Regions from separate parts of the Mus musculus genome. Here all the other regions are linked to region 3. A link is a loop called in an ENCODE intact Hi-C map of the cell type or tissue named here. Cell type or tissue: heart. All regions are shown on one strand. Each heading gives the region's core, and the rest is flanking DNA. Links, peaks and the distances in the headings are about the cores only.

Region 1 (10,836 bases), core at 344-5,343, 130 kb before region 3:
AGCAACACCACCCCCCACACCCACACCGGACTTGCACCTTTCGTCGCTGAATGGAGCCTGAGCATACATGACGGGTTAACTGTTTCTCTAACTTTCAGGAACGAGTTCAAGTACTTCCAAAGAATGACCACAACCTCTTCAGTGGAAGGTAATGTAGAGTAATTAAGTCATGAGAATTATGTTTGCTTGAAGCAAGATTTACATGGTAGAGGTATGAGTAGAAAGTCTCCCCTGGGAATCTGGGATCTCTGTTTCTTGCTAGAAATTTTTGTGCGATTCCCAGATTTTATTAAACATCCTCTTAGAATACTCTATGTTTGAAATTTTGTTAGCAAGTGCATATAGCTCGAATATAACTGGGCAGAATCGGCAGCAAAATTTAGCACTTTGAATAGAGACCTGAGCCGGTATTTAGAATTGTTACTGAAAGACAGAAGACTTGAGTAAATGGAGAAAAATGCAGGGGAGAAGAGGCTAAAAATAATTTAAATCTGTTGGCTTTAGGAAGACACGGTGGGATGAAGGCTGTGGTCTTCAGTGAGGCAGTCTGGGTGACTGACTTTAAAAGAATGGGGAGTGGTGTGCAATAATTATAAGGCAGTTTCCCATTACTTGTGATTGTAAGGACATTCGCTGTAATTCTTCCTAACAGACATGTTTGCTTATTGCTTATCATTGTAGGAGAGGAGGGCAGAGCTGATGGGAAAAAGAAGTCAGCAGTGTAGATGTTGAACATTAGTAGAGAACATAGTAGGTCACTGTGTAGACAGGTTGACAAATGCCATCTTGGGGGCGTGGCACAAAACATGCACACAAGCCACCTATTCATGTTCTCTACTGAGTAGCCTGGCGTTGGGATTAATGAGTCTGATGGCCAGCTGTGCTGCTCTTTCTACGATGACTCCTCAGTTCTTAGAGGGCACACTGTGAGCAATCTCAGCACAGCAAGATTTGTTACACATCAGCTGCACCTCCAGCTCCTTGCCATTGTGGACCAGAAAGTTCTAGAGCCGCTAGGCAGCATGTGCTTGGCTTTCTTGTTGTTCCTGTAACCAATGTTGGTCATCAGGATCTGGCCCTTGAATCTTCTCTGTACCCCGCTGTCAGTGCCTCTGGGTTTCCAGTTTCCCTTAATTTTCACGTATCAGTCTGACTGGTGTCTGATGAACTTCTTGGTCCTCTTTTTGATGATCTTGGGCTTCACCAGAGGCCGGCGAACAGCCATGATGCAGCAAAACAGATGGCAGCCACCTTGTAGGCAGTGCCAAAGAAGAGCTGCAGATGCCATCTTAACACAGTCTACTCTGAGTTCAAATCCTACTACCCGAATAAAAAGCTGGACACAGTGGCACATTTGTAATACCAGCATTAGGGAGGCACAGACAGAAAGATCTCTGGGGCTTGCTCTGTAGCCAATTTGTGGGCTCCAGGTTCAGTGAGAAAACTTGTCTCAAGAAGATAGATAAAGACACCCAGTCACACTGCCTGGCCTGTGCATATGGGTTACACAAAAATATAAAAGCTTTATATTTTTACCCAGTTTATGTTGGTTGTATCCATTTACCTTCTCACTCCCCCTGAGTCCCCTTCTCCTTCCCTAAGTCATGTTCTACTTGTTATTAATAACCCTGTGTGTGGCCATTGACTAGGATGTGAGCAATCTACAATCAGTCCAGACCAGAAGATGGGCTCTCCATCTCCCAGCAGCCATCAACACCAATACCTACTGGAGGGGCCTCAGGAACCCTCCTCCATACTTGAATTTTGCCTGGCTTGATCTTGTGCAGGAGCCAGATGAGAACTGATGCATACATATGTGAGCCCTGTCGTGGCCGAAAGTCAGCCTTTCACAGCTCTCTTCCCCTTCTACCAACTCTTACATGTTTTCTGCCCCTGTCTTCTGCAAAGGTCCCTGACCTCTGAATATAGATAGGTAGAGATGATCTTAAATATACATAGAGATAGGTATTATTTCTCTGGGATAGATGAATCAGAGACAAGTAGTTTAAGATGGTGAACACATTCAATCTCAAGAATTCCAGGATTAGAACCTGTTCTCCACTTTAGACACTAATAAAGCATGTAAGGATATCAAGTGAATTACAAAATCCAGTCAACCTGAGCCCTGTGGACTGAAATTATGCATGGTTGCAATGGATTAAAACCTAAGTAAAAGATATGAACTGCATGAGCCAAACTGAAAAATTGAACTATATTTAGTTAATGAGAACTAAATCTGAATTTTAGGTAAAGCTGTTTGTCTTAATTTTTCTAAAGGATGCCCACTAGATGTCACTATGACAATCGTCTTGCCTATGTATGTCACTGACAATATATGTGTATTTTCTGATAATCTTTTCTGCTTGGTATTATAGGTAAACAGAATCTGGTGATTATGGGTAGGAAAACCTGGTTCTCCATTCCTGAGAAGAATCGACCTTTAAAGGACAGAATTAATATAGTTCTCAGTAGAGAACTCAAGTAAGTGTTATAACATGAGCTCATTACAAGAAAAGTGATCTGTTTCCCAGGGCACAAATCAGTACATAACAGGATAAGGCAGAATGAACACCTGTGTGTGTGTGTGCGTGTGTGTGTGCGTGCACGAGTATGTAGGCAGGTACGCATGCATGTATCCATGCAAACAAACCTGAATGTTGCTCTTCTGTGTCCTTCCTGAGGGTCTGTCCACCTTGTTTTGTTGAGATGGGGTCTCTCGCTGGGGTCTGTATTCACCTATTAGTCTGGGTTAACTGACCAGTAAGTAAGATCCAGGAATCCTGTCTCTGCTGATCCACAGAGAGAATTATGGGTGCATAACACCAAGCCAGTCATCGTTTTTGAACCAGGTGCTGGGGATCAAACTTGGGTCCTCATACTTGCACAACAGATACTTTACAGTGTTATCCTCCCAGTGCCTTATAAATGACTCACTCACTGTCCAAACCAGTTGGTACTGTCAGAACTTACCCAACATACTTAAGAGACTTAGACGCTATCATCTGCTTAAGCCACTGAACCACACTACCTACTACAACAATAGAAACTGAGTGGCCACTTACACTATGGGGCAACTTAATTCTGTTCCTTTAAGTGCTTGATTTTATCACCTTAAGAATTAGAAAAAAATATGGAAACAGTTCTGCAGGTTCCTTTAAACCATTTTTCTATAGACCTAGCTCTCAGTTATAAGATTTATAACTGGTTTCTCGTTTCACAATCTAAAAGTGCCTATGTTTTTAGTTTCAGCGAATTGAAGTGGCTATCCCATTTTTGGAATCAATTCTAGACACAGTAAAATATGAAGGACTTGCAGAGACTGGTCATGGTCATGTACTCTATTGTCTCTAGTTAGTTACAATACCCAGATACTGTGTGTTCTTTGTACAGTGTCAGAGGTGAAGTAGTTCAGTGTATTAAAATGGCCCAGGAATCTTCAGGAGAAAGAGTGTCTGCAGTTGGTTTCTGCCAAGACATTTCATTTCCTCCAAAGTAACATTTGACTAGATGATTCCTTCTCTGTGACTGGAAATGTCCTAAGAACCTGAGGTGGTTGGGCTGAAGAAATAGCTCAGCAGTTTAAGAACACTAGCTGCTCTTCTAGAGGATCTGAGTTGGATTGCCAACACCCATGTGGCAGCTCACAACTGGCTCTAACTCCAATCCTAGATGGTACAGTGCCTTCTTCTGGCTTCCAAGGCTCCATGCTTTCATGCACATGGTGCACAGACACTCATGTAAGTGTTATAGACAAACACACAAAAGGTTAATGAAACTAACTTTTTTTTAAAAGGGACTGGAGGTGGTAGGGTACGTAAATAAGATTAGCTAGAAGTCAAATCTGGTCCTTTGACCTTGACCATGACTTTGAAATTGTTGTTGCTACTAGTCTTTACTTAATAAAATAACTTCCTGGATCTCAAAGGAGTTTTAGTTTGGATTTTTTTGATCAGCAGATGACAACAATCTAAGGGAAAGTTAGGACTCAGGATATTGACTATTCTTCCTTAACTTAATCCGTAGTCATCAGCAATGATGCACCATGTTAGAGGACCAGGCACTGCTTGTTTGAACTGCAGTCAAGAATGTCACTCCCACGTGTTTTATTCAGGACCCACCCAGAGAAGCACCCAGAGAAGCTATAGTTATATAAGAGCTTCATTGTAGGGGGTTGGCTTTCACGAATGGGAGGTGCAGTTACATGAATCCAAAACTGTGGAGAGCACACATCAGGGAGAGCAAGCTAGAACTTTCCAGGGGTGCTCTGGTCACTCTGGGAAGTCTGAGCTCTACCCTGAAGGCCTTTCGGTGGTTTAAACCAAAGTCCTCATAGATGTCACCACATCTGCAAGACAAGCATCGGAATGAGAAGTTAGAGCAGCCCTGGGAGGAAGAGAAAGCTCTCCCCATAGCTGCATGCTAAGAGATTCTTATGTAGGGTTCCTCCCACATGCCTCCTACAATGGCATAGGTTAAAAATTAGAAGAAAATACAAACATTTGCATTGGTTGCCTCTGCTGATGGGGACTATGTGATGTGCCTCTCACCATCTGCCTCCATCTTCATGCTGCTCCCTTTCTTGGTTGCTAGGATATTCTGGTGATCTCTCGCCTTGAAAAAAGTCTGCATTCATGGGCTATATTGCTATTCCCCAGGGCTTTTTAATAACATATTCTTGAATACTACTCAAATTTATTTATGGCCAGCTTGAGCTAAAATAAACATTAACAAATCTCAGTGGGGGAGATGTTCAGTTGAACCAGCATTTCTCCTCAAATGATGAGTCTAATTTTTTCTTTATGACCCCCCTATGGTGTATGTAATTGGATTTTGTTGTTTTCTGTGTCAACATTATAATCTTGACTGAAGTGCTTTGGTTTGGGGGTTTTGTTTTGGTTTTTATTTTCAAGTATGCTGGAGAAGTTGAAATATCATTTAGAGATGTTATTAGGGTTCATTTTTTTTAATTTCAATCTCTGGGTTCTCCACTTGGTTGTCACTTTACCTCTGTTCATAGCTGGGACCAGGCACCGCCAGGTCCTGTATCACAAGAACAGCTTTACCCATGGCAATCACTATCGCTTATGCAGGCTTTTACTAGAACTTGGGTTTTAGCCTCTAACTCCAGAGGGGGAGATTCTGAATCCTCAAGGTAACCCCCAAAGTCACTAAGGCATGGAGAGGAGAGTGCCTGCAAGCTTTCTAGGCAGTCAAGTTGTAACTTTAATAGAACTGACATGGGGCTAACAAAGCCTGCTGACAGGGCAAGACCGTGGTAATGGTCGCATGACTCGGAGCACACCAGAAGTCACCTTTTAACCCTAGAAGGATACATTGATTTACTTGGAGGAGGGCTGAAGTTTTTAGTAGGGGAGGACATAGTACCACACACCCATAATTCCATCACTTAAAAGGCTTTGCCATGAAAGCTCTTAAGATTGATGCTATGCTGGGCTATAGAGTTAGACAGTCACAAAAAATAACTGTGTATGTGTGAAGTGGGGGGGGGGGGGGGCTTGGTACCCAAAAATTAAAAACGTTTTGAATCAGTGCTATATTCCAGAAATTATGTTTAGAGATCTCAGTTGCCTCCATGATGTAACATATCATACACACACACACACACACACACACACACAAACACAGTACAAATTGTCTAGCACACTGCAAATCATCTTTATAAAAGCTCTTCTAAGTTTCATGGTGTAATGATTCTTTCTAGTTATGACATTCTCCTCTTCGTAAAGCCTTTCCCTCTGATCCACATATATCGCCCGTTCAGGGCTAAGCTCTGGCTCCAGGCAGCTTTGGGATGTAGGCAGGTCCTGAGTGGAGCTTGCTGAACCTCAACTGTATTACCCACTAAATGAGATCAATAAAGCCGCTCTTAGGATGATTTTTTCAGGATTCATTGGATTCTGCATGTTAAGTGTCTCACTCACGAAAGGTACCTATTATGGTTTGCATTTTCAATGTCCCCAGAAATCTGTTCTAGTTGATGGACTTGTGGGAGTGGGGTGGGGGTAATTGAATCATGAGGACTGAAACTAACTTTATCAACTTACTGATAACTTTACAACTGAAGGAATATTAGGAGCTGGTGCCTGACTGGGGGAGATGGATCATTTAGAGCCTAGCTTTGGAAGGGGATCCATTCCAAAGGGGTGTCTCATTGCTCTACCACATGTTTCCTGACGTGGTTATCTCAGGACAAAGTAGCCGGCCAAACTAGATCTCTCCAGCCTTAAGCTGATTGGCTCAAGTTTCTTATCACAGTCAGAAGAAAGAACCCAGCACAGTACTTAGCAGATACCAGTCCTAACCTTACTGCCTTGTAGCTTATAGAAAATATTAATATTAGGGGCTGGAGGAGGAGCATGCATAAAGGTCCTGGGTTTGAGCCCTAGCACCATAAAAATGAACAGTAATGGTATTGATTTCTTCATAGTACATAAACTTTTTGCCTTTTTTTTTTTAAGATTTATTTTATTTATTTCACGTATGTGGGTACACTGTTGCTGTCCTCAGACACATCAGAAGAGGGCATCAGATCCCATTACAGATGGTTGTGAGCCACCATGTGGTTGCTGAGAATTGAACTCAGGACATCTGGAAGAGTAGTCAGTGCTCTTAACTGCTGAGCCATCTCTCCAGCCCAACTTTTTGCCTTCTAACATTAATGGGATCACAGTGAATAAACTCATGATCTCACTTTTTACCTTAGTAGATCACTTTTTTTTTTTCACTTCTTGAATACTAAGAATTAAATGAATCTCTCTACCTAAATCAACGTGTACCCTCTCCTTTAGTCTAGGTGACTAGAGACTGCACTACTGTCTTATTAGTATTTTGAACCTCACCTTAAGTTACTTTTTTCCTACCCTCAACTTTCTCTGAGTTTTCATGTGTTAAATTACTTCACTGTAGCCTGCAGTGATCTCTAAGGAAGCGTGCTGGGTCTGTGCTTTGGGGCATGGTTCTCCCGTGTTGACACTCAGTGGCAGAGTCAGGCACTATCATTGCCCCACCACAGATTATCACCACGTATCTTCACCTCTGCACAGCTTCCTATTCTGGTTTCATGCTTTTTGGCCTCTGTCTCATTACCATCCCATCGCAATAGGTAAAAGGACTTTTTAAACCTTTATTGCCAACCTAGAAGCTGAGAACTCTTTACAGAATAAGTGGTCTTTGGGTGTCCTAAAAATAAGACCATCCTAATGACTCAACTCTGTATATCAGAAGTTAGGAAATATTGTATATTTCCCTACTTGGACTATTAGAAACTAAGTTACTATCTAGTAGCTACATGGGAGACTGGTTCTACTAAATGGACTAATGAGTTACACATTGTAAACATTGTTTCAAGATTGAACATCTACTTACACATCGTAATTCTAGTTAAGAAACAGAATACCAGCCATGTCCACACAATTCTTGACACAGAATTCATATAACCGCCCCTTTTCTTTCAAGTTCACAGCAACAATTTATCTTGGGTTCGGTTGATTTGGGTTGGTGTTTTAAATAAACTAGAGTTTATTCACATTTCACCAGGCCTCCCATTGCTGTTCTTTATTATTCTAGGATCTAATTCGGTATCAAACAGGTTGTTTCTCTTCAGTTTCTCCCAACCTATTACAAGACTGTTATTTAATTACAATTAATTGAGGTTCATTTTCTTCTGAAAACTTGCCTTGAGAGTTACTATGACCAAGAAAATATCCTAAAATAAAGAGCCAGAGTGATCTAAAGATAGAAAAGAGCCGTTCATTAAATGAAGCACTGGCTATGATAACCTGGATAGGTCAATTGTTATTTAAGACCTGTGCATAAGAGCATCAATCAACAGTTACTTGAAAGCTGGAAAAGCCCAAGGTACCAGGAAGACATGAGAGCCACTCTGCTTTGGAGAAATCATGGAGGAATTGTTTTGGAAGTAAGGGACTTGAGTTTGTTCACTCTTTACACAGGATAAATTTCATACTAATTGAGTATGCAAAGGTTACTGGAAGGCACTACATTTTCTACATGAACCTTTTTTTAAATTAGGAGCATAAAAGTTGTTTAGCTGTGAGTGACTTTAAATCAGACTCCAGATCCTGAAGAACATGTCAGGAAAAAGTAGTAGAGAAAGAAAATCCTCTGTAGACCTGGGACGCTCTCTTGCTCTTGGGAGCTCTGGGTTACACGTTAAGTTCAGGACTTCGTCGGTGATTTCTTCTTATTCTCCTGTGTGTACTCGGCATCAAACCCAGGACCTCAGGCGTAGCAAGCACATTCCTGTCCCTGTAGAGAGCATATTGCTCTCAGCTTTAGACTATGTCAGTTCCTTAATCAGCATTCCAGTCACCATAGATGATTTATGAACCAGATCATCTTCTCCATGACTCTTAAATCTTTCCTCCCTCTAGTTCCTGTTCTGTCCTTGAACACCACCGTATCCAGTCTTGTCCCTAAAGTTACCCTGATAACCTTTTGTGATAGCTCAGCTCATTTAACTTACTTCGGTCCCCGCTGTTTTGTTTTGTTTTTCCACTGTAAGTCTAAATATATTTTTGCTCTATCCTAATTCCCTTACGTATGACAAAGAGTGAGAAAAGTAAAATAGAAACCAAGAAGAGAGGGAGAATGCCACCAGGAAAATGAATAGTCCCCATTAGTCCTTGATTAATCATTGTTACGACTACCAGTTCAAGGCGATTATGTAAGTAATCCTTTTAAAGCACCAGCTAAGAGTTGACATTGAATTAGTAATTTCTGTTCTGTATCTAATCACTATAAAAGCCTGGTTGTATAAGTTTCTTCATTTATAAAGGGAACTGCAACTCCCCTCACCATCAAATATGAGATCTGAAATTGATCTAGTCAGCATAATTAGTGAGTTTACTTAACATTTTCCTTGCCGAGTATTAGTTATATAACTGGTAACAAGCTCATTTTCAAGCACTCTCTCTCCTTTCCATATTGTTCAAAATATGACTTCTTTTTCCCACATACATTAACAATCTGAATGCTGCTTCAGGTGTTCAAAATCGTGTGGATATTCTCTGTCTAATATTTAATCAGGTCAGTATCCAAACTGACAGAACTATTCACGAAGCATCTACTTAGCCACTGTGTGGGTTCTGCCATTAAACATCTGCACAGCCACTGTGTGGATTCTGCCATTAAACATCTGCACAGCCACTGTGTGGATTCTGCCATTAAACATCTGCACAGCCACTGTGTGGATTCTGCCATTAAACATCTGCACAGCCACTGTGTGGATTCTGCCATTAAACATCTGCACAGCCACTGTGTGGGTTCTGCCATTAAACATCTGCACAGCCACTGTGTGGGTTCTGCCATTAAACATCTGCACAGCCACTGTGTGGGTTCTGCCATTAAACATCTGCACAGCCACTGTGTGGGTTCTGCCATTAAACATCTGCACAGCCACTGTGTGGGTTCTGCCATTAAACATCTGCACAGCCACTGTGTGGATTCTGCCATTAAACATCTGCACAGCCACTGTGTGGATTCTACCATTAAACATCTGCACAGTCATCATGCGTACTCTTCCATTAAACAGCTGCACAGACAACGTGTGGACTCTGCCATTAATTTTACTGTGCTGCTTTGTCACCGTCACCACTTTGGTTGCTGCTGTTTGTCCACACATTTCAAAATAAAGGGGAGAACGAGTCCATTTCCCTATGTGTTATTAACTAGAATCCCGTGTTGCTCTAGCTTGTGGTAGGTGTTAATACAGCAAGATGCACGTGAGCTGAGTGTTGACAAAGATTACCCATGGAACCCTATTAAGCTTCCAGGGAGTTCCTTCCTTTCCACCCTGACCACCTCCCCACCACAGCAGAGACAGCTACGGTTGAGGTTGTTTTCCACTACAGAAACAGTGGGGTGTCACATATGGTTTTATGTTTTGATTTGCAAGTACTATTCAGGCATGAAATGTAGAATGCATGTTGGACACTGGCCATACATTCCAAGTACTTTGAGTTGAAAGAATTAGTTTTCATAGTTTGTACTAGCTGCTGCCAATTCGGATTATTTGACTAGTGTGGACAGACTTTTACAAAAACCATAAGTCTTTTTTTTTTTGAACCTCAGAGAACCACCACGAGGAGCTCATTTTCTTGCCAAAAGTTTGGATGATGCCTTAAGACTTATTGAACAACCGGAATTGGCAAGTAAAGTAGACATGGTTTGGATAGTCGGAGGCAGTTCTGTTTACCAGGTAAGTAGAGTTATGTATAAATAGAAAGAATTACCCTTCTCTACTTGCCACCATGCACATGGAAACAGGACATTGTCCTGACTGTAAACTACACAGGTGCCAAAGGGAAATATTTGACACTCATGCACAATAAATATTAAGGTAAATGTAAGATCTATAATTTATACCAGTCATACTTATAAATAGAAGTTACTTATATGTTAATGTATAAGACCTTGTATTACATTATGATGGTGCATCATACTTCATGTACCTTAGGCAGATTCACCCTCCCACCCACTCCCACCAACTTCAATGCCTTATTTTTAAGTCTATTTTTAAACTGGCAAATAATCAGATAATCTGAAACATGTATTTGTGGAGTGGCTAAATTGAGATATATCACCTTAAAATCAACTCCCAGCAATTTGAAGAGCACAGTAAGTAAGACCTTGTTCCTAACCACAGTCGCCATGCAGTGCAGTAGAGCCCAGATCTTACACTTCCTGTGTAACTGGAGTCTTGTGTTCTTTAGCCAAGCTCTTCCCACATGCGAGTCATTTTCAATTCAAAATACTAGTTATTTTCAGTTTAAGAATCAGTCTGATTTCTTGAGC
Region 2 (10,836 bases), core at 2,743-7,742, 580 kb before region 3:
GGATGGATGGATAGACGGATGGATGGATGGATGGATGGATGGATGGATGGATGGATGGATAGACGGATGGATGGATGGATGGATGGATGGATGGATGGATAGACGGATGGATGGGTGGATGGATAGACGGATGGATGGGGGGATGGATGGAGTGGTGGTTTGAATATGCGTAGTTCAGGGAGTAGTACTATTAGGAGGTGTGACCTTGTTGGAATAGGTGCGACCTTGTCAGACCAAGCGTCACTATCAGGATGGGCTTTGAGAAACTCTTCCTAGCTACCTGGAAGATATTAGTCTTCTCCTGCTTGTCTTCAGAACAAGTTATAAAATTTTAGCTCCTCCAGCACCATGCTTGCCTGGATGATGTGTTTCTGGCCATGATGACAATGGACTGAACCTCAGAACCAGTAGGCCAGCCCCAGTTAAATGTCCTTTATAAGAGTTGCCTTTGTTATGGTGACTCTTTACAGCAATGGAAATACTAACTAAGATAGTAAATGGATGGGTGAGTGGGTAGACGGATAGTTGGCTGGCTGGCTGGCTGGCTGGCTGGAGAAATAGGTGAGTGGGTGGATGGATAGATGGTGGATGGATAGGTAGGTGGATGGGTGGCTGGATGGGTGGGTGAGTGGAGGAATGGTTGAGTGGGTGGGTAGATGGATGCTGGATGGGTAGATAGGTTTACAATAATAGATGAATGCATATGTAAGTGAGTTGAAGTCTGAACTTTCTTTTATAGAACAACTGGAACTTGGAAGTTAGAGGAACAATTAAATCACCATTTTCAACCAAATCAGTCATAATTGACTCAGCTAAGAGTCATGAATGGATGCTGAAGTGGTGGAATGTGGGGACTGGTGAGCAGTATTGAGTCTCTTAGTGACCTTAGTGGGAGAGGAAGAGCCTAGTCCTGCAGTGACCTGATGTTGGAGGACACTGGGAGGGGGTGATATCTAGAAGGGGTCTTCTCAAAAGAGAAGGGGAGGGAGGAGAGGGGGAAGGCTCTGCATGAAGGGGTAATGAGAGGAGATGGGGCTTATATTGGGATGTAAAATGTAAAGTAAATAGAAACAAAAGAATGAATTAAACATTAATTTTCTTAAAATGTAAATGTCATGAAAGACAAGACAAAACAAAACAATGAATATTTCCATAAATATAAAGAAAACCAAATGAACAACAGCCCAGGGCCTGGATTAGAGCTGGGACAAGGATGATTCACTGTGACTACTGACTAGATGGCCTGTGGCCTGCAGGACTCCACACTAGATGGAGCACTGTACTGATGATAAGCTGTTCTGGGAAAACAAAGCAACTCAGGGTAGAGGTGACTGCTATCAAGCCCAAAGATTTGGGATGGTTCCCTGGGCCTTACAGGGTAGAAATAGAGAAGCAAATGGCTGTCTGGCTTTCACACAAGCATGTGCGCGTGCGCGTGCACACACACACACACACACACACACACACACACACACACACACACACACACACAAGGTTTTCCTTAGATGTGATCATGTTGCTATTGGCTTGCTCTTAGATAGTAAGGGGTGGGGAAGAATCCACTGACAGAGGATTCCAGCTATGGGACACTGAACTGCTATATTCTAGTGTGTTTCCATTGATTTGAAGACTTTCAAGGTAAAATGCCAGGGGACAAGCAGAATAAAGATGTGAATCTGTGATTTTTGCACCCTTTTATGAAGGAAATTTTGGCATACCATCTCCTGGCAGCATGCTGGGACTCTCAGGTCTTCAGAATGAGCTAGCACTACCAGGTCTACACAGGAGGCCCTTGCTCTCCTAGGCTACTACTCTGTGTGTACAGGCAAGAATGGTTACCTACAAGAATCTGTTACAGTTATTATAGCACATTCCATTATAATACTTGTATTGTTATATTATTAGCTGTATTCTCCATTCTAATAATTACATTTTAACATTAAACAAAATGATTTTGAGGAATTAACCTTCGGAATCATTTTAAATGGTTGGAGACCAACACTGCTAATGGCAATTAGATAAAAAGAAAACAGTAAAATTTTACTACATATAGCAAATTAGGGCCAAAATGTCCATAATTTTATCAGTTCTAGACAGTTTAAAAATCTAACTTACTTTGAATTGAGTGTTGGAGCATCTCTGTTCCATGGCAAAAGGAACAGGAAGCTATTCTCAGAACGTCGCTTTGACTGTTTGCTAGCAGTGTTACCGCTTGGAAAACACCAGCCACTGGGGCCTGAGGGCAGTACAGATGGAACCTGTTCTACTTAGCTTTTATTTCAACCTGACATAAGCTGGAGTCATCTGAAAGAACCTCAACAGGGACACTACATGCATAAAATCAGGCTGTAGGTAACCCTGTAGGGCATTTTTAAAATTAGTGATATAGAAGGCCCAGTAAACAGGGTGGTGCCTCTCTCGGCTGGTGGTCCTGGGCTCTACAAGAAAGCAAGCTGAGCAAGCTGTGAGGAGCAAGCTAGTAAGAAGCACTCCTTCATGGCCTCTGTATCAGCTCCTGCCTCTAGGTTTCTGCCCTATTTGGGTTCCTGTCCTGACTTCCTTTGATGATGAACTGTGGTGTGGAAGTGTAACCCTTTCCTTGCTTTTGGTCATGGTGTTTCATCATAGCAATGGTAACCCTAAACTAAGACAATATCTATCTTACTAATATTAAATCAGGTTTCCATAAAATGCCACCTATCCAACAGATCTTCATTAAACGGTGTGTGTGGATAGCCTAGTTATATCTTGCTGCTGTTTTTTTTTCTTCATCCACTCCCCACCCCCATCTCAAGGTAGAGGTGTTTATATTTTAAAACAATTAATGACCGTGTTTGTTTCAGTCTCTGTGAACTACCAAAGGAGCTCACAACCATCAGGATTCTATTTCCTTAATGAATATTTGATATATATTAGTGAGTCTCCATGTAGCTGTGTTGAGACTCTAATGATGCAAATAATCTGATTACGGTAAGCAGCACGATTGCTGTGAAGGACACCAGCCTTCTGCTCAGGCCTTGCTGAGAGCTAATTAGTGATTAGTTAGAATCTTTGAGCAGCTGCTGGGCTACATCCTGGGCTGAACAGGAGCTGTTCTGAAGCCACAGGGTGGCAAATGTGAAAGGTCTCCTAGACTCACGGCTTCATAAGATGATGAGGATAAGTGAGAGGTCAGGGTTCAGCCCTAAATAAGTCATTGGTGAGGGTTCAGTTCTAAATAAACCATTGATATAGCTCACAGAACACTGCAGAGAAGGGGACAGAAAGAATGTAGGAGCTGGAAAAGAGGGAGAAAGGCAGTGAAGCCCCAACCTCTAGACACAACACACCCAGTATAATCACAAACTCAGCAGCTGCAATGACTTGCCCTGAGCCAGCACAACACACGCTTGTTTCAACAGAGTCATGGATGGGCAGGGATTGTGGTTGGCTCATGGACCCCACCCCTTCCGAACCACAGGCAGTATGGGCTTCAGGATGGGGAGGAGGGACTACTGTCTTTAGTTATGTACCCTCTGGTGAGACCACTAGACACCAGTGGATAGTTCCAATACTAAGGCCACACAGAAGGTCCTAGCAGAGCCCTGAGGAACACAAAACAGATGAACAAGAGAATAGAAAAGAGATTTGTAGGGAACAGGACATGGGAAAGGAAGGGAGGCAGATGAGAGAATTCTAAATACATTACATCCATGCATGAAACTGTCAAAGAACAAAATGAACGAACATGTCTTGTACAAGAAAAACTCATTTAAAAATTTTACTAGTTAGCAAAAAATCATATAAACAAATATATAATTATTGAGCTACTGGTAAGAGGTAAAATAAATCTAACATTCTTCAATAAAAATATTTTTCAATGTAATTTTACCTTTCTGAACTTTGGGGAGGCTGGCCTGAGCACCCTTTTAAAAGATGATGTGAAAATTTTGCTGATGGCTGTCTGAAGCATGGTGCATGGTTATTTCTGAATATTTGTTCTCATGCAACATGGCTGACATAATCATATTCTCAGATCCTTCACACAAATAGTGACTTTTGTGTTTGCTGTTACTGCCTGGGATTTTTTTTTTTTTTTTTTTGCCATGAAGAATCCTATGAATTCAGTTCTTCCTCACCAGCTAGGCTGTGGAGGAAGCAGGAAACAGGGGACAAGGGGCAAGTTCTTGGCATCCCTTGTAATGCATAAGCTGCTGAAGCTGGGAAGGGACCATCACATGAGCAAGACACAGAATTTTCATCTGACTCCGGTTACCTGTGCTGCTCAAACTTCTGGGTGCACAGTAGTCACTGGGGTTGGGATGGTGGACACTTATCGTCTGGTCCAGATGTTTGGAAAGGCAAGGAGACTGAATTGTTGTTTCAGATTTGTTTTATTTTATATGTATGCGTGTTTTGCCTGAACATATGTATGTGCACCATGCATGTGTCTAGTAATCACTAGATCTCCTAGAACTAGAGTCACTAATGGTTGTGACCCACCAAGGCAGATGCTGGGAGCCCAAACCTGGCCCTCTGTAAGAGCAGGAAGTGTTCTTAACTACTGAATTATATCTTCATCTCCAAGATTCTGCTTATAACAAACTCTGCAGTGACAAAGTTTCAGGATCAAGACATTACACTACTTTTGTTTTACCTTTAAAGCCGAAACCTTTGATGAACTCACAGGATACCATGCTATTCACAAATGAATGTAAAAATACACAATTGGTCATTGAAAAGTTTTGTTTTTAAAAGTATAGAATGTTCTTTCTAATGAAAAAGAAATATAAATCAGGAAGGGAAGGCATTTCCCCCTATTTAAATCCAGAGAGAGGATATTTATAAGTCTGGCTGATTGCGTTGCATCATAGAAAATAATTTTGGCTGCATTTCACGAGCCTCGTCTCAGTGAAGCTCATTGTCCACAAGATGGCACTGCTGGGCCACCACACTATTGGGAGGTACCAGCGCTGGATCTGTCCAGTTGTCTGGTGAACAGCAGGGGAGCAGGACCTGAGACCAGAGGAAGTCTCTGAGCCTATTTCCGAAGTCATTATTTCCACAGGATCTCCATGTCCCTCTGCTTCAAATGAATGAATCACGGGCACTGAGACAGAAACATTAGGGGGTTGAAAAGAAAAGAGGAAAAAGGAAAAACTAAGAAGAAAAATGAGGGCCCCAGGAAATATGGAGTGCCACATTTCAATCTGTCTCTTATTCTTTTGACAACAACTGTCGAGAAAGTCAATATGCAGGTGCTGGGGAAGGCAGAGCACCTGTATGGGCAGGTGGATGGGCAGATGGGCTGATGGAGGAAACAGTAGCTAAAGACACCTAGAGCACAGACTTGAGAAGGTGATGGGGAACAGAAGGGACCGGGTGATGTTCTGCTGAGACTTAGAGCAGCAGTGGAGGCTGAGACAATCTAAGCACAGCAAAGAGGCAGAAGCCAGAGAGAGCGGGTTAAAAGTCTCTAGGTGGGACTGCGCACAATGGACACTTACTCACAGTGATTGCCAAGAGAAGAACCAGGGAGATGAGGCTGACAATGACTGCCTCGGGCTTGGTGCCAGCTCACCCCATGCTAGGTGTGAGTACCATTTCAAGTGAGCAAAGTACAGAGCCTCAGATGTACAGAGCCTCTCATTCAAACTTCAAGAGGCAGCAAAAAGCAGACCCTGATCTGGACTCCTATAGTGCTGGCCACTACAGTCCTTCAGAAGGGAACAACTATGGACCCACTACTAGTAAGACTGGCTTGGGGATATGTGGAACCATGAAAGGCAGCCTGGCTTCTGGTTGAGCTAGGTTTGAAACCCTGGTGACCCCACAGGTGACCCTGCAAGGGATGGTAGGTGTTTTGCCACGCTCCTCGATGCCAGGCCCCTAACATGAGGCAGCAGCTCTCCATAGGCCTGTGGCCATCAGTCACGTAAGGGCAACGTCCCAAGCCCCTCCACAGGTAGAAAACCACAGGTCATGTAGCCTCACCACAGATCTCCATTTTAATGAGGTACCTAAAGTTCTGAAGGGCTTATCCAGTAAACTTCCCTTCCCAGACATTCCTCCCTACAAAAGGTATTTAACCTCGGGCCTGTCCTGAGAAGGTGGGGTACAGTTTTACTTATCACAACTCTCTGCCATAACAATAAATGTCTTAAAGCCATGGACTGTCTCTTTTCGTCAGGATCCTCTGTGGGGAGCAATGGAACAGGCCTTCATCTAAAGAGCCGAATGCTAATCTCTCACAGACAGTCTCTCAGCTCTCCCAACCATGGCTTCCACCAAGCCAAGCCAAGGACTCTCTCCTCTATGTGGGACCCAGCCAGAGCTCTCCTCCCCACTTTTCCTTAGGCCCTGGCTGGATCCAGCCCATGGGCCCTCACTCCATTCTCAGCTCTTCCGATGAGTCCAGCGGCGCCTAAGTGCCCAAGAGCTTGAGAACCAGATGGCCCTGGTCTCTCGGCAGGCCTGGGGACCTGCTAGCCAGCTCTGGCAGTCCCTGGGACCTCAGATTGCATTTTCCTATCCCCAGAGCTGTGTCCCATGGCTTCCCATAGTCTGATGCTTGCCTGACGCCGGTGTGGGGTCTGTGCAGTCAAAACCTTTAACCCACAGGGATAGCAGCCTATAATGTGAATGCTGCTCGAGTTTGGAACTGTTTTTCACTTGTACTTCAGATCCTGGTTCCAGTCTGAACAAAGTAGTTTGCATTAGTAAGATTTAACCACACAACAGAAAAGTAATCCATAAATTAGGCCTAATCACACAAGACTGTAATCTCAGCTACTGTGGAGCTGAGGCAGGGGGATTGGAAATTCAAGGTCAGCCTTAGCTATCGAGTGAATTCAAGGCCAACTTGGGTAACTTAGACCCTCCCTGCCCCCCCCCCCCACACACACACACAAACACACACTTCAAAATAGAAAATAAAACAGGGATGGAATATATGGAGCTCAGTGGAAGAGCATTGGTCCAGAATGTTCCAAGGCCCTTGGTACTATCCCAACTTCTGGAGAAAAGAGAGGAAGACAATAAAGTCTGTGAATAGATAAGCCCCAGCATGGTCACTAACCTATACTGGTAGCTTGAGCAGTCATTCTTTCCAGAGAGCAGGGTAAGAGTCAAGGAAAGCTACAAGTGGCCAAGGCGACCCCAGGACACTGGAGAAATCTAAATCAGTAAGGATAATCCAAGGAGACAGAGAATTGTGACAGTAATCAGCAGTGTAGTCTAGCAGTGGCCAGAGATTTTAAAAGTGGGGACCATACAGATCAGATCAGATCAGCAGAAACAAGTTTAAAACCGTGAACAAAGGTCCATAAAGCCGGTGTGTAGGATGTGTTGGGTTCTAAACCTAGAGACGGGGACTCAGGTTGACATTAAAAAAAATGAAAAGTATTCATTGACTTTCTACCTTCTTGAACTACACAGGGAAGACTTTACATTGTGCTGCAGAAGAAGATGCTGCATAATCTCCCCGCGATACAGGCTTGGGATGATTCTCTGCAGTCCTCATCACAATGAAGTAAAGGTCGCACTCCTTTAAGCCAACCATGCTTTCCACTCTGTGTCCATCTCATGGCCTGTGGGGCCCGTACTGTGAACAGGGCCTAACACAGCATCACAAACTCATTAAAAATATTATGAGTTGTTGTTTGAGACTTGATCTTAAACATGAACTTGCAGATGTCAGTATTGTTTTGCAATGTGTCATTGTGACCATCAGTCATCAAGTGTCAAAAGGAAGACATGTTTGGTAGAAGTTTAAAATTGAAAGCCAACTTTAGGAGGGGCTGCCCTGGCTAAAAGCTGGTATGGGAGCCCTTGAAAGAGACCTGCTCACCTTGCCCCACTCCTTTTACTCTCTGGCTTGCCCATGTTCATATCTCTAGGCTGCACTGACTCTGTATCAGCTCCTCCCTCTGTAGACACTGTAAAGCACAAGGAATTTCAAGTTTCCCATTACCCAACTACAAAGGAATGTAGCAGCCTCTTCCTTTGCATAATGGGTGCAAAGTACTCATGGGAAAACACAAGGAAGGACAAGAAGTTTGAAAGTAGACCCTGCAAAGCAATAGCATAGTATCTCTACATTTCCCAATATATGTTCAATGCTTAGTAGTCACTCCTTAACTATGAGAGTTCTTGAAACTACAAAGAGGATCAGGATGAAGGAAACCTATGCTAAACTATTTCCTAGAAGCCTACAGGCTAGGTATTAAGCTCTAGGCACAATTAACCCTCAGCCTCTCAGCACACTGCCTTGTTCCTGGCTGGCCCTTAGATCCTCAGCACACTGCCTTGTTCCTGGCTGGCCCTTAGATCCTCAGCACACTGCCTTGTTCCTGGCTGGCCCTCAGACCCTCAGCACACTGCCTTGTTCCTGACTGGCCCATACATATCTCTTGACTGAATGAGCACAAGTCCACTAGAGGACAGGAGGTGGTTAACCACCTAAATCTGAAACTGATGATATGGGAAACCAGTTCAGCAGATGTGAAGTGGGAGGTACTAGGAGAAGGCAGAGTACAAAATGCAGATGTATATTAAAATGAAAATGCTGGTTAGAGGCCAATGGTGGTAGTGACACCGAGCCACTGGAAAGTGCTGCCTAGGAAAACATTCCTTCAGCCACTTTCTGATGAAGGACTCTGAGTTTGCGACTTATGAAAAGTTAGCCTCTAGTCCTCAACAGCTGAACTTATTAGAATTTGGAAATACTGCTTGCTCCTTAACCCTGAAATTAGATAGTTCCCAAGCTTTTCTCTTTAAGCCAAGAAAAAGAAAAAAAAAAACCCATCCTGGTTAAAAACAAGCATGAGGGAGAGAGGTTTGGACAGATTTTTTCCAGAGGCAGTGCTTTCTATTAGGGTTCTAGAAAGGTGGCTAATGTAAAAGGATCAGACAAAAACAAAGACGGGAGAGAGACAATCTACAAGGGTCTGATACACACTGCATTTAATTCCAGCATTTATATCTTCTAGTTGAACAATGTCAACTGTTGCTGCAATGATCCTTGAGCTTACATCTAATCTAAACCTTAGAAAAGCACCAGGAGACGATGTGGTCCATCCATGTAAAAAGGCAAAGAATTGGAGACAACTCGTTTCTGCCCCACGGGGGAGACACTCAGTCCATAGGAAGCATTGTTGATGTTAATCCAAGGGAAGACTTGATGCAGAGACTCAGAGTTCAAGTTACTGGTATCTGGGAGCAGAGTTGGGGAAAGAAACACAGAAAAAGGGCAGCAGGTAGTAGGAGCCAGAGGCTGAGGGAGCCAGGGGCTGTATGAGTGTGAGGTTGGCTCCTGATGTCCTCAGGATGCTCTGCAGTGGTGAGAGCCCTGGTCCAAGTGAAACAAGGACCGATGACATCATAGCACATATCTGGCCATCATTCTTCTGATGAGGATATGGCTGTACCTCACAGTCCTCAGTCATGCTTTCGAGGTCCAAGGGTGATTGTGAGAGAAGAAAGAAGCTAAAGAGGAGTAGGAAGCCTTACTCCCACAATACCTTGTCTTAGTTACAGTTTTACTGCTGTGAACAGACTCCATGACCGAGGCAACTCCTATAAAGGATGATTAATTGGGGCTATCTTACAGATTCAGAGGTTCAGTCCATTATCATCAAGTTGGGAGCATGGCAGCATCCCGGCAGATGTTGGGGCTGGAGGAGCTGAGAGTTCCACCTCGTGTTCCAAAGGCAGCTTGAAGACTGGCTTCCAGGCAGCTAGGATGAAAGTCTTAAAGCCCACACCCACAGTGACACACTTCCTCCAACAAGGTACACCTACTCCAATAAGGCCACACCTCCAAATAGTACCACTCCCTGGGCCAAGCATATTCAAACCACCACACAAAAAGCAACATCAGAATATAATCACAAGAGTCTATCAGAGCAGTCAGATTTAATGTGCTAATTCTTAGTGATTTCTTAGACGATAAGAAATTGACTTCACCTTCACTTTTCATTGCCAAAAGGCTCTTAGGGGTTCTGTGGGAAACTGACTTTTAGTACTTTAGTAGAAGTCATAGTGACAAAAGAGAAGAGAAAGCGTGGCCCTCCAAGGACATTGGTGTATTAACTGCCTACTTTAGTTCACAATGGCTAATGGGTCCCATTATAAATGCCTCATCACTACTAAGAGAAACCTGGTGAGCTTGAGGGGACTTTAAAGGACAAATGTAGAGATGGAGAGAGAACTAGGGGAATGTGGCAAGTATTAAACTAGGATTTTTCAATAAGAAAACTTGATTGCCTATTCATCCAACACAGGAAGGAAAAAAACCGAAGAACAAAAAGGAAAAAGCTAAAACCAAAACCAACCTAAACAAACGAACAAACACACACACAACAACAGATCCCAGAGAGTGCCCAGGATTCACAGACACAAAAAGTAAACACAAACTTCTCAGATAATAGCTTACATTCAATATTTGAGTCTGACAAGTAATCCAGTTCTCTATAAGAGCCCCATACAGATCACTCACCCAGGTCCCCCTGAGAAAGCAGGCATGTGCACGCTGGGACACACTTCTGCTCAGGTAGTCAGGTTTCTTCCCTTGGAGTCCCTTTTGACCCAGGATCTTTAAGAACTAAGAGGGAAAAGGATGTCCCTGGTCTCACTCAGAGGGATGAGAAAGATCAAATGAGAGCCACAACAGGCTCAAATGTTGTACAGACCAAGGTTATCATCGGCCTATGAGTTTAGAAACTTAGGGGACTGAGAAGTTAGAGTTGCTGGCCTAAGTCAGTTAAGCAGAGCATTCTCTAGTCTCTGTTGGCTCCTGCTTTGGGAAAGGTGAGTTTGTGAGCAAAACAATACTTTATGCTACTAGATACCTAGAAT
Region 3 (10,836 bases), core at 2,614-7,613:
TGAAGGAGAGTACAGAATTGCTAAAAATTAGACACTCAAGAGCAGAAATTCTAGACTGTGAACTCCAAGAACCGAGGTCCTCTGCATAGAGCCACAGTGGTATGAAAACCCTGAGGGCAGTTCCCTCTCCTCCACATTGTGTCTACCTGTGGGGAGCCGCCCTCACATTCGCCGTTACAAGATGGCGCTGACATCCTGTGTTCTAAGTGGTAAACAAATAATCTGCACATGTGCCAAGGGTAGTTCTCCACCCCATGTGCTCTGCCTTCCCCGTGATGACAACTCGGCCGATGGGCTGCAGCCAATCAGGGAGTGACACGTCCTAGGCAGAGGATAATTCTCCTTAAAAGGGACGGGTTTCGCCACTCTTGCTCTCTTGCACTCTTGCTCTTGCTCTCTTGCTCCTGAAGATGTAAGCAATAGAGCTCTTGCTCTCTTGCTCTCTGGCTCCTAAAGATGTAAGCAATAAAGCGCTTGCACTCTTGCTCTCTTGCGCTCTTGCGCTCTGGCTCCTAAAGATGTAAGCAATAGAGCTCTTGCTCTCTTGCTCTCTGGCTCCTGAAGATGTAAGCAATAAAGCTTTGCCGCAGAAGATTCCGGTTTGTTGCGTTCTTCCTGGCCGGTCGCGAACGCGTGTAAGATCTACCCTCACACCGTGACGCTCTGGGCAGCATTCACAGGCTCAGCTGGCACATACAAATACAAGCAATGCATACATCCGCCAGTGGCTTATGCCTTACCAGGTTTCTCTAGGTCTTGTTATTCAGCGCTAACCTCCTTGTGTGCCAAATATTCTGCCAACTGTTAGCTTATATCTGCCTAGCAACAGTTAAAAGCCTAAAAAAAAAATGCTATCACACATTGCCAATAAAATATTAGGAAAAGGAGGGAGTTTGAGAGATGGCTCTGTGGTTAACAGCACTGACTGCTCTTTCCGAGGACCCAGGTTTGATTCCCAGCACCATCATGGATGCTCACAACCTTCTGTGAGGTCCAGTTCCAGGGAATCAACTCCCTCTTCTAGCCTCCACAGGCACTGCATGCCTGTGACGTACAGACTGACATGAAAACAAACACTCACATGTATAAAAGTATATAAATTTTTAAATATATATTTATATATTGCAATAATTAATCTTTGGTCAGAAAATAGCACTTCTTTCATTTTGAACTACCTCAGTTCATTTTGATTCAAGTTTTATAAACATGGCATTATTTTCTGTGTCTGGGTGCTTTGTCCACCATGTCTGTGCCTATTGCCTGCAGATACCAGAATACAGCACTGGATTCTGGAACTGGAGTCACGGACAGCTGTGAGCTACTAAATGGGTGCTGGGAACTAAATTCAGGTCTTCTGCAAGTGGTTGTAAAACCACTGAGCAATCTTTCAAGTCCCAGCATGTTGGTAGTTTACATACCAAATTATAAACCATTCCTTTAGTCAGGAAATAGTGGGTCAATAAAGACAATGTCTGACATCTTTAGCAAGCACTCTCCATAAAGGAAAGAGAGATGGCTGAACACTGCCCCCAGCAGTGCCTGCTCCAGCATGAGGCCCTGTTCATGTATGCAAAAATATGCATGGCCATATTTAAATATTCAATTCAGTCATTCTAGAAGGCACATTAATTCTCAGTAGTGACAAGTACCAAGTAAGAAAACAATCAAATCATAGTATACATTCATGATTTTTTTTTTAAAATCATAATGGTTGTGGCTTTGGACACTAAAATCACACATCTCAGCGGCTCAGGATAGGTTATAAGTTCAAAACCAGCCTAGACTACACAACAGGATGTAAGTAAGATCCTACCTAAAATAAGGTTAGGAGGGACAGATAGACAGAGACCAAATGACCTAGAAAATTGGTCCTTCTTTCCTGGCACATAGGTTGTTGGAACAAACCTAGGCATTCATAAACAGTGCACGTTAGGTTTTGCCGTGGCGCCTTTCAGCTGTCTTTACACTGCATTCAGAGTGTAAAGAGTGTAAAGAGACCTTACACAAATAGTAATACACAATAATGCAGGATTTTTATGCATGCCAAATACATTTTTCTTAGGTAAACTGCTCTTCTGTACTTAGTGAATTATAATGGAGTTATGTCCAGGTAAGCTAATTGTTGGGTTAAAATAGCCTAACTCAAAATACATTCAACATACCTACAAAGCATCACAGCTCAGCTTAGTGTACTTTAAAATGTTTGGAACATATAAAGTAGGTAATTTATGGCTCATTGCAATGACCAAGGCAACTTATAAAAGGAAGCATTTAACTGGGGGCTTGCTTACAGTTTCAGAGAGTGAATTCATGGTTGTCATAGCAGGGAGAAGGTAGGCAGGCATGGGGCTAGAGACTTAGCTAAGGACTTAGATCTTATTTAAAGTTTAAGCCAAGGCAGGGGTTCGGGCCTGTCATGGGGTTTTTGAAACTTCAACGCTTGCTCCCAATGGCACACCTCCTCAAATAAGGCCAGGCCTCTCAATCCTTCCCAAAATAGTTCTACCAACTACAGACCAAGCACTCACTGGAACTTAGAAGCCCATGGGGGGCCATTCCTATTCAAACCACCACAAAGAACATCTGCCCTTTGATTGAGAAATTCTAGTTCTATGGATTTATTCCATAGACAAACTCATTTGGGAGAATATATTCCATTCAAGAAACATAATGGGGCTGGTGAGATGGCTCAGTGTGTAAGAGCACCCGACTGCTCTTCCGAAGGTCCAGAGTTCAAATCCCAGCAACCACATGGTGGCTCACAACCATCCGTAACGAGATCTGACTCCCTCTTCTGGAGTGTCTGAAGACAGCTACAGTGTACTTACATATAATAAATAAATCTTAAAAAAAAAAAAAGAGAATGTTTAAAAAAAAAAAAAAAAGAAACATAATGCATTGCCTGTAATAGCAGGAGTAAAACTTCAAATGCTTGTTAACACTACATAGGGTCCATTCTATGGCCCTTAAAATGAACAAGACAGCTCTCTAGGTACAGTAGAATTTCAGAGACAGAAGTGAAGAAAGCATTAGAGCAATGGAGCCCCTACAGAAGGAGGGGTAATGGGGACCTGTCCATGTATTACACAGGAAGGAAGAAACTAAGGCTGCTAGTCAGACGCCTTCAGCATCTTTGTGAACTTGCGTCTTTTTTTTTTTTTAAATTTCAAGAAAGCGAGGGCACAAGATATTTTACGGAACTTAAGGTTGCTAATCAGAAATAAAAGGACATTTATATGAGTGTATACATTTTAATAACAAGGTCCTTATAAGTCTACAGGGAGAAAGGCCAGTAAAAGTTGAGGTGATATAGTGAGAAGAACTCAATCAATTATTTCTGACTTGAAAGGTGCAGGAAGAGACCCTGTGAGCCAAGGGGCCAGAAAGGCAAGAACACTGTCATCCACACCTCCTGGAGAAGAGCATCCCTGTTAGCACAGTGCTCTTAGGCCTTTGAGATTTGATTCAGACGAGGGAATTGAAAACAGCTGCAGGGTGGGGCGGTGTCTCCTGTCAGAATGCCCCCTTGCGTGTTAGATGTCCTTAAGCCACAGTTATGTTGTTTCCTTTGCATAAGAAACATCTAAAGCACCAGCGCTTTTCTCTACACTTGTTCACTAAGGAAGGGCGCGCATCTTCCAAAGAGCCAGTGCCATTGTATTACAGTGTGGTATGGCTGTGTGAGCATGTGCATGAGGAGACCAGAGGACAGTCACAGATGTCATTCTTGTGTTTTGAGAGAGGGAGGCTTGCTAACCTGGAGCTTACCAAGAAGACAACTCTGAGTGGTGTGCTATCTCCTTCCATGGATCCATCTGTTCCCATCCCCCCCAGTGCCCTCCTGTACCAGGGTCCCTGGTTTTCACACAGGCTGTGTGGATGGAACTCTTGTCCTCATGCCTGCAAGGCAAGAAGCTTTGCAAATGAGCTCTTTCTCCAGCCCTGCCAATGTGATTTTGACACCTACCTCTCCCTCTTTTGTGGGCCTCGTGGGAAGAAATACCTAAGAAATTGATATTGAATTGATCTACTATGGGTTGGGAGGGGAAAAGTCTCACCTTACCCAATAAATATGCACCATAAACATTTACAGAAACTTTCTTAAAATTCACAGTACAAAACCAGAGGGAGGCCCCCAACCTTGAGAGAGTCCACTCTATTCCTTCTTTGACGTTTGATAAATATAAGAACAAATAAAAAGAGTGTGAAGTTGAAGAGAGGTTTGGTAAGATCTGGGGGAGAGGGAAAGATAAATTGATCAAAATACATTGTTTAAAATCTTCAAAGGTTTTATGCAAAATAAAGAAATATTTAATGTTTATGTGTGTGTTAAAAAGCAGAGACGGAGAGATGGCTCAGAGGTTAAGAGCACCAACTGCTCTTCAAATTTGAAGGTCCTGAGTTCAAATCCCAGCAACCACATGGTGGCTCACAACCATTCGTAATGAAATCTGATGCTCTCTTCTGGGGTGTCTGAAGACAGCTACAGTGTACTTACATTTAATAAATGAAAAATCTTAAAAAAAAATAAAATAAAGAAGGTAGAGGGCTGAAGAGATGGCCTAGCAGTTAAGGGCACTGACTGCTCTTCCAGGGGTCCTGAGGTCACTTCCCCAGCAACCACATGGTGGCTCTCAACCATCTGTAATGGAATCCGATGCCCTCTTGTGGCGTGTCTCAAGACAGCTGCAGTGTACTCATACAAATAAAACAAAACAAACAAACAAAAAGTGAAAGGTTAAAAAAAAAAGATAATGTGGTATGTATGTAAGACCTTTTTGGAAGGATCCACCCACGAATGTGTAGCAGAAATTTGAGGGGGAAATGGGCTAATGATTGGGAAGGACTAGAGACCTTACTGAACCATTTTGAACTTTTAATATCAAAAATGAATTTTCCTTTTGTATCTAAACAATCGATTTACCCTAAATTGTTTCTACCTTTGTCACACGGAGATACTCTTCGGCCTCAGTTAAATCAGCCACCACTTGAACACCCCGCAGACACTGGCATTTACAACTCAATAACAAAACAGGAAAAAGAGTAGGCGGTACCCTGCCCGCTGAACCCTCCACACTTACCCGGGCCCCCTGCACATGCTGCCATGGTGACAGACAGACGCAGCGATCTGCGCAGGTGCACAAGGTTGGCAGTCTCCTGGTTGTCTTCCTGGCGGAAGCCAGATGACCTGACCGGAACCTCTGCGCCAGTGATGTAAAAGGTGCGCATGCGCACTGGAACTGCTAGGCTTGGGGCAGGGAGAGAAGCGGGGATAGTGGGAAGAGAGGAGGTGGGTCGCGGGGAGAGGATTGCGGGGCACATTTCCCATAGTGCAGTGGTCCAGTTCTGGTGTGGAGCTACTCATTCTAGGGTACAGCGGGCTGCAAAGCTAGAATACATTACCTGACAGCACAAACGGAAGTGGTTCTCGCCCAACCCTTCAGAGAGTAAAATTTTTAAGTCACTCTGACTTGAGTGGCAATTTTGGCCTCAACCGGGTCTCCAAAGTCTCTGGATTTCCTCCAGCTCAGCCAGAAAATATAGCCCCATTGCTTTATGGTCTTTGGTTTTCTACCTGTATCTTCACATTTAAACTTACTTCTTTACAAACAGCATAAACCACACACCTCTCACCTCAAGAGTTTATTCCTGAACCAAGTATGAGTGATAATCGTTCTAGAACACGAAACCAGTTGCCCCAGACATATTGCATAGTTTAGTAGTGTTTTTCGCTGTTTAAGAAAGTTATATATCCTGGAAAATTTCAAATACTTTTGTGGAAACATCAGGCATGCAGTTTACAGCAAACTGAGTGCACGTTTCCGTTCCTATCCGACGGTTCTTGGGTTTCAGGCTGGTACTGTGTTAACACATTCCAAAAGTTTCACCTAGTCACAAGGACATGAGGTCAAGTAAGCAATGCAATTAAGGGAGCTAAACACAGCACAAGAAGATGCTGCTAGAGCTTCAACATTCCAACACCCTCACCCTGGAAGTTCTAACCACCAGCCTTGTTAGTAATGAAATTGCTATTATCAAAGTACTCCTACGAATACAGGCAAGATTTCTAATGGATTTTTGTTCCTTTCTGCAATTAGGATGCTTTTTACCAATCGCGGAGTAAAAAACGTTCAGACAGAAGCAATGGAACCTACTTACACTCCATAACCCAGGTAATTAATATAGTATGACTACACAATGCTACACTGTAAGTAAGAAATGTCACTATGAACACGGTGTGGATGACCCTGGAAAAGTTAAAAACTATGAGTCGTTGCGTATGTAAAGGAAATCACTGTCAGGTAGGCAGCTGTGCCCTGTGCTCACTGCAATGTTAACTCCTAAAAGCAAGACACAAAACCAACCTAAGATCCACCAGTAGATGAATAGATAAAATGTAGCAAGGCCCATCATGAAGTTCAGGGTTCATATAGGAGACCCTGTTATTTGCAACAAGGATGAACTGTCAGATGTTGGGTGAAGGAGGACAGGCCCAGGAAGACCAAGGCTGCATGATTTCACTTCTATCACTGACCTAAGAATGCTGACCTGGACAAAAACTGATGATGGTGGTTGCTGGTGCTGAAGGGCAGAGTTGGCAGAGGAAAGGGAGATAGTGGGGCGATGTAAGATGTCAGGACACATTTCAGGTGGGAGAAACAGATTCAAGTGTTCTCTCACACAGCACAATAATTACAGCAATTCCAATGTCTTGTGCACTTTAAGAAACAGAGAGGAATAAGATCACTGCTGCTACTACCTCCAATTCATGGGATGGCACACACGATAAAGATGACTACCTGTTGAAGATATGTGGTGGAAGAACAGGGTAGATCCGTGCAGGTGGGATCTGCACAGCATTTAGGATTATAAAGGTCCTACTGCTTCTGTCTGGACATTTTTTACTCAGCCATTGGTAAAAAGCATCTTAATTGCAGAAAGGAACAAAAAATTAACACGCTAAATTTTCATGTTTCTTTTTGCTGAACTGTACACACAAGTCAAACATTTCAAAGCCACTCAACAAAATATCAAACCTAGAATAAGTAAGCAGTTTCTGTTTTATTTCAAGAAAGTCTTTTATCACTTGAATCATATCAAAATTATTCTATTAAACTTCTAGGGGCTGGAGAGATGGCTCAGTGGTTAAGAGCACTGGCTGCTTGTTCTTCCAGAGGTCCTGAGTTCAATTCCCAGCAACCACATAGCGGCTCACAACCATGTAATGGGATCAGATGGCCTCTTCTGGTGTGTCTGAAGATGGCTACTGTGTATTCATATAAATGAAATAAATCTTTAAAAAAAAGAAAGAAAGAAACTTCCATGAAACAACACAGAAACCTAGGTTGTCAGGAACCTACACAACTGTCAAAGTAAGACTTTTATTATTCAATCATAAGCGTTCTTGGTGTTTCAGACTTGAGGCCAAATGCCCACTGTGCTACAAGCTCCTCCTGAGGCAGACACGGGCATCCTCCAGTCAGTAACCCATACTCACTCAAGAGTCATTTCTCCACTGCAGCAGTTAAAATGTCCCTGTATGTTAACTCTCTGTTCCACACATCCAAAATGAAGGAACTTACAATTCAACTGATGAAACCTGATAATGGTCCTTTTTTATATGTAGCAAACACAGGCACATGGCTTGTTCAATAGATGCATAAAGCAAGATTACAGTTCACCTCATATTTCAAAATGCAGAGAAACTGAGTTGCATTGTCTTAAGGGCTGGAGAGATGGCTCAGAGGTTAAGAGCACTGACTGTTCTTCTGAAGGTCCTGAGTTCAAATCCCAGCAACCACATAGTGGCTCACAACCACCTGTAATGAGATCTGGTGCCCTCTTCTGGTGTGTTCAAAGACAGCTACAGTGTACTTACGTGTGATATTAAATAAATCTTTAAAAAAAAAAAGTCGTCTTAAGACCATAAACAGATCATTGTAGATTGACTACAAAGAGCCAACCAATTTCTTTACTAAAATTTCAAATTAAGTCCAATGTGAAGAAAAACTATGATAAAGCAAGTGTCTGCATTCAAAAAAACCCATCTCCAAAGAATGCTGTAAAATGTGCCTCTAACATCTTAGACTAGGATTCCAATTTTTACTGTTTGTAGACACTATGAAAACAAATTCAAAGTTATTTTACCACAGAAGACCCTTCCACTATTTGGTAAGTTCAATATTCATAAACTGTACAGTTATACTTCACAGTATACAATATACTGAAAAAGAAACAAATTATGTAAACAAAATGAGCCTGATATGTAATCATCTTTATATTACATCATTTCGACGTTGCCGTTTTATTTACTACCTGTAACATTTCACATTACTTGTGGACATTCTCCTCAAATATGTGTCTGGCTGGTCCAAGTGTGATTTGGAGGAGAATCACGTGCCTGGATCTATAAGGTGCAATGCTTTATAAATAATCCTTCTTACACAGAGTTATTTAGTGTGACTTCCTGATAGATACAATGAGTGTTTTTAATACAAAAATATATTTCACATAATAAAAAGGCATCAAAACAATGATTACATTTTATATAAGTTAAATGACAGTTTTTTCTTTTCTGTTGTCTGAATTAAACTAGAAAGCTCTATCACAACCTTTAACTTTTTGTTAAGTTAAATATTCCATTATAAAAAATAACTAGCATAGAAAGAATTTAAAATATGCAAAAGTAGTAAGTTTGTTGAAATTTACACTTCATACATTGATATCAATCAAGAAATTACTAAGGACTAACATGAAAGTAAAAGAAACCTGCTTTAGGCTTCAGTTATTGCTACCTGATGACTATTTCATAGGCCATCTGGCCTGTCGTCATCTCAAGAGTGTTAAATACAGTGGTGTACTTTGTAAGGAAGGAGAAAAAGAATGCACTGTGATACAAAAATATTATCTATTTATATATTAGCAAAGATTTATAAAACACATTCCAAATCATATGTTGCTATGGAAACAACAGACTTAAATAGAGAAGCATAAAGTCCTAAAGCACCCGCAATTATTTTAATCAGAAAAAATGATATATTTATATGTGTGTATATATATATATAGATACATGAAATTTGAGAAGAAATAAAGGCAAAATTCTAAATTTAATCAAACAGTTTGTATGTAATCATGGAGGTAGGTCTTCATTCCATTTATACAAATAAGTTATCAGCTTTATTCAAAGAATTATAAGTCTAGAATCTTGAAACTGGTCTTCCTTACTGAGATACATTTTTAAACAGACTTCAAAACCAGTGTTCTCACTAGCATCCACACAACGCAGGTCTCTCCTTCATTCTCGTCATCTATGAGGAGTAGGGCTAAGCGCAGATGCTTTGGCTTAACAGTTAAGGTACACAGTAAATACTGTAAATTGTAAGTTAGAAATATTTCCTCTTAGTTCTTATAATAAGCATAAAGCTATAAAAATGATGATTCCTTAAATTTTTAGGAACTTAAATACTGTGCTAATGATTTTTAAAAATCATTCCTACCTAAAAAGCAAAATTATATATTTCAATTATCAAACATTTAGTGTTGGTGGCATTTCCGTTTTAGTGCTGGGATTCGTTTTAACCGATCAGTTTGCAAGATACAGCACAGTACACGGTTTCACTCAGAAAGGTTTTCTAGAATGAAAAATGCTAACTCTATTTCTAGTGGCAGACTAGAGTTGGAGGTCCCGCCGTGGATCACAGGGATCAGGGCACTATCCAGATCATTCAGGTAATGCTGAGGCAGAAGCTGGCCTTCACAGCCTGCCTGGAACTCAACCTGGAAAAAAAAGAAATCTTGATAAAGGTAACCCTAGAAAATTAGCCCTCTTGTGTTGCTTGGCAGCCGAATATGTAGCATTTTTTGAATATTCAGCTTAAAGCTATGAGTAAAATAAAGTTATTTTCAAAAATTTATTTTCCCATTTCTTTTATCTCTTTACTACATAAATTATAACATTATAAATATTGTCACTACTTTATATTTTAGATTTCCTTCCAACTAAACACATATGTAAATGATATCTGAAGCTTTAATATAATTAACAATGCAACTTAATTTGAATTAAAAATGAATTGAAAAATCAACATACCGTGTTTCAAATTGTTGCAGTACTATGTTCTGTGTGAGATGTATATGCAGTGTGTGTATATGTGCATGTGTGTATGCAGTTGTGTGTATATGTGCATGTGTGTATGCAGTGTGTGTATATGTGCATGTGTGTATGCAGTGTGTGTATATGTGCATGTGTGTATGCAGTGTGTGTATATGTGCATGTGTGTATGCAGTACTATATGTTCTGTGTGAGATGTATATGCAGTGTGTGTATATGTGCATGTGTGTATGCAGTGTGTGTATATGTGCATGTGTGTATGCAGTTGTGTGTATATGTGCATGTGTGTATGCAGTACTATATGTTCTGTGTGAGATGTATATGCAGTGTGTGTATATGTGCATGTGTGTATGCAGTGTGTGTATATGTGCATGTGTGTATGCAGTGTGTGTATATGTGCATGTGTGTATGCAGTGTGTGTATATGTGCATGTGTGTATGCAGTACTATATGTTCTGTGTGAGATGTATATGCAGTGTGTGTATATGTGCATGTGTGTATGCAGTGTGTGTATATGTGCATGTGTGTATGCAGTTGTGTGTATATGTGCATGTGTGTATGCAGTACTATATGTTCTGTGTGAGATGTATATGCAGTGTGTGTATATGTGCATGTGTGTATGCAGTGTGTGTATATGTGCATGTGTGTATGCAGTTGTGTGTATATGTGCATGTGTGTATGCAGTACTATATGTTCTGTGTGAGATGTATATGCAGTGTGTGTATA

The links. A loop is a pair of places that touch in the nucleus more often than their neighbours do. Peaks named below come from ENCODE experiments on the same cell type or tissue, not always from the same donor. Only the 100,000 strongest peaks of a DNase experiment are listed, where the experiment ranks them.
Region 1: a loop joins it to region 3, with 7 times the contacts of the local background. A loop is called at or near these places in 24 of 42 quality-filtered maps.
Region 2: it touches region 3 in a loop (11-fold over the local background); 25 of 42 quality-filtered maps call a loop at or near these places.

Annotation. Positions count from the first base shown.
Region 1 is chr13:92,355,552-92,366,387 of GRCm38, forward strand. Dhfr (dihydrofolate reductase) reads left to right here. Exons shown (of 6, transcript NM_010049.3): 2 at 99-148; 3 at 2,376-2,481; 4 at 10,114-10,240. It also overlaps the pseudogene Gm19308. Among named protein-coding and RNA genes, the nearest start is that of Msh3, 6.0 kb to the left of the region's middle. In heart, for the core only: a CTCF peak has its summit at 2,286 (motif pointing right); no DNase peak of the experiment used is centred there; H3K4me3 peaks cover 636 bases; H3K27ac peaks cover 83 bases.
Region 2 is chr13:91,903,492-91,914,327 of GRCm38, forward strand. The region is part of intron 19 of Rasgrf2 (RAS protein-specific guanine nucleotide-releasing factor 2); the gene reads right to left. Among named protein-coding and RNA genes, the nearest start is that of Gm46435, 15 kb to the right of the region's middle. In heart, for the core only: a CTCF peak has its summit at 4,909 (motif pointing right); a DNase peak (open chromatin) is centred at 4,930; H3K27ac peaks cover 856 bases.
Region 3 is chr13:92,478,847-92,489,682 of GRCm38, forward strand. It overlaps Fam151b (family with sequence similarity 151, member B), which reads right to left and starts at 5,185. Exons shown (of 6, transcript NM_001163627.1): 1 at 5,082-5,185. The coding sequence starts at 5,106. It overlaps Gm52060 (a long non-coding RNA gene), which reads left to right and starts at 5,227. Exons shown (of 3, transcript XR_003950692.1): 1 at 5,227-5,290; 2 at 6,099-6,173. Zfyve16 (zinc finger, FYVE domain containing 16) reads right to left here. Exons shown (of 18, transcript NM_173392.4): 18 at 8,903-9,777. The coding sequence ends at 9,616. In heart, for the core only: a CTCF peak has its summit at 4,678 (motif pointing left); DNase peaks (open chromatin) are centred at 4,665 and 5,175; H3K4me3 peaks cover 1,274 bases; H3K27ac peaks cover 930 bases.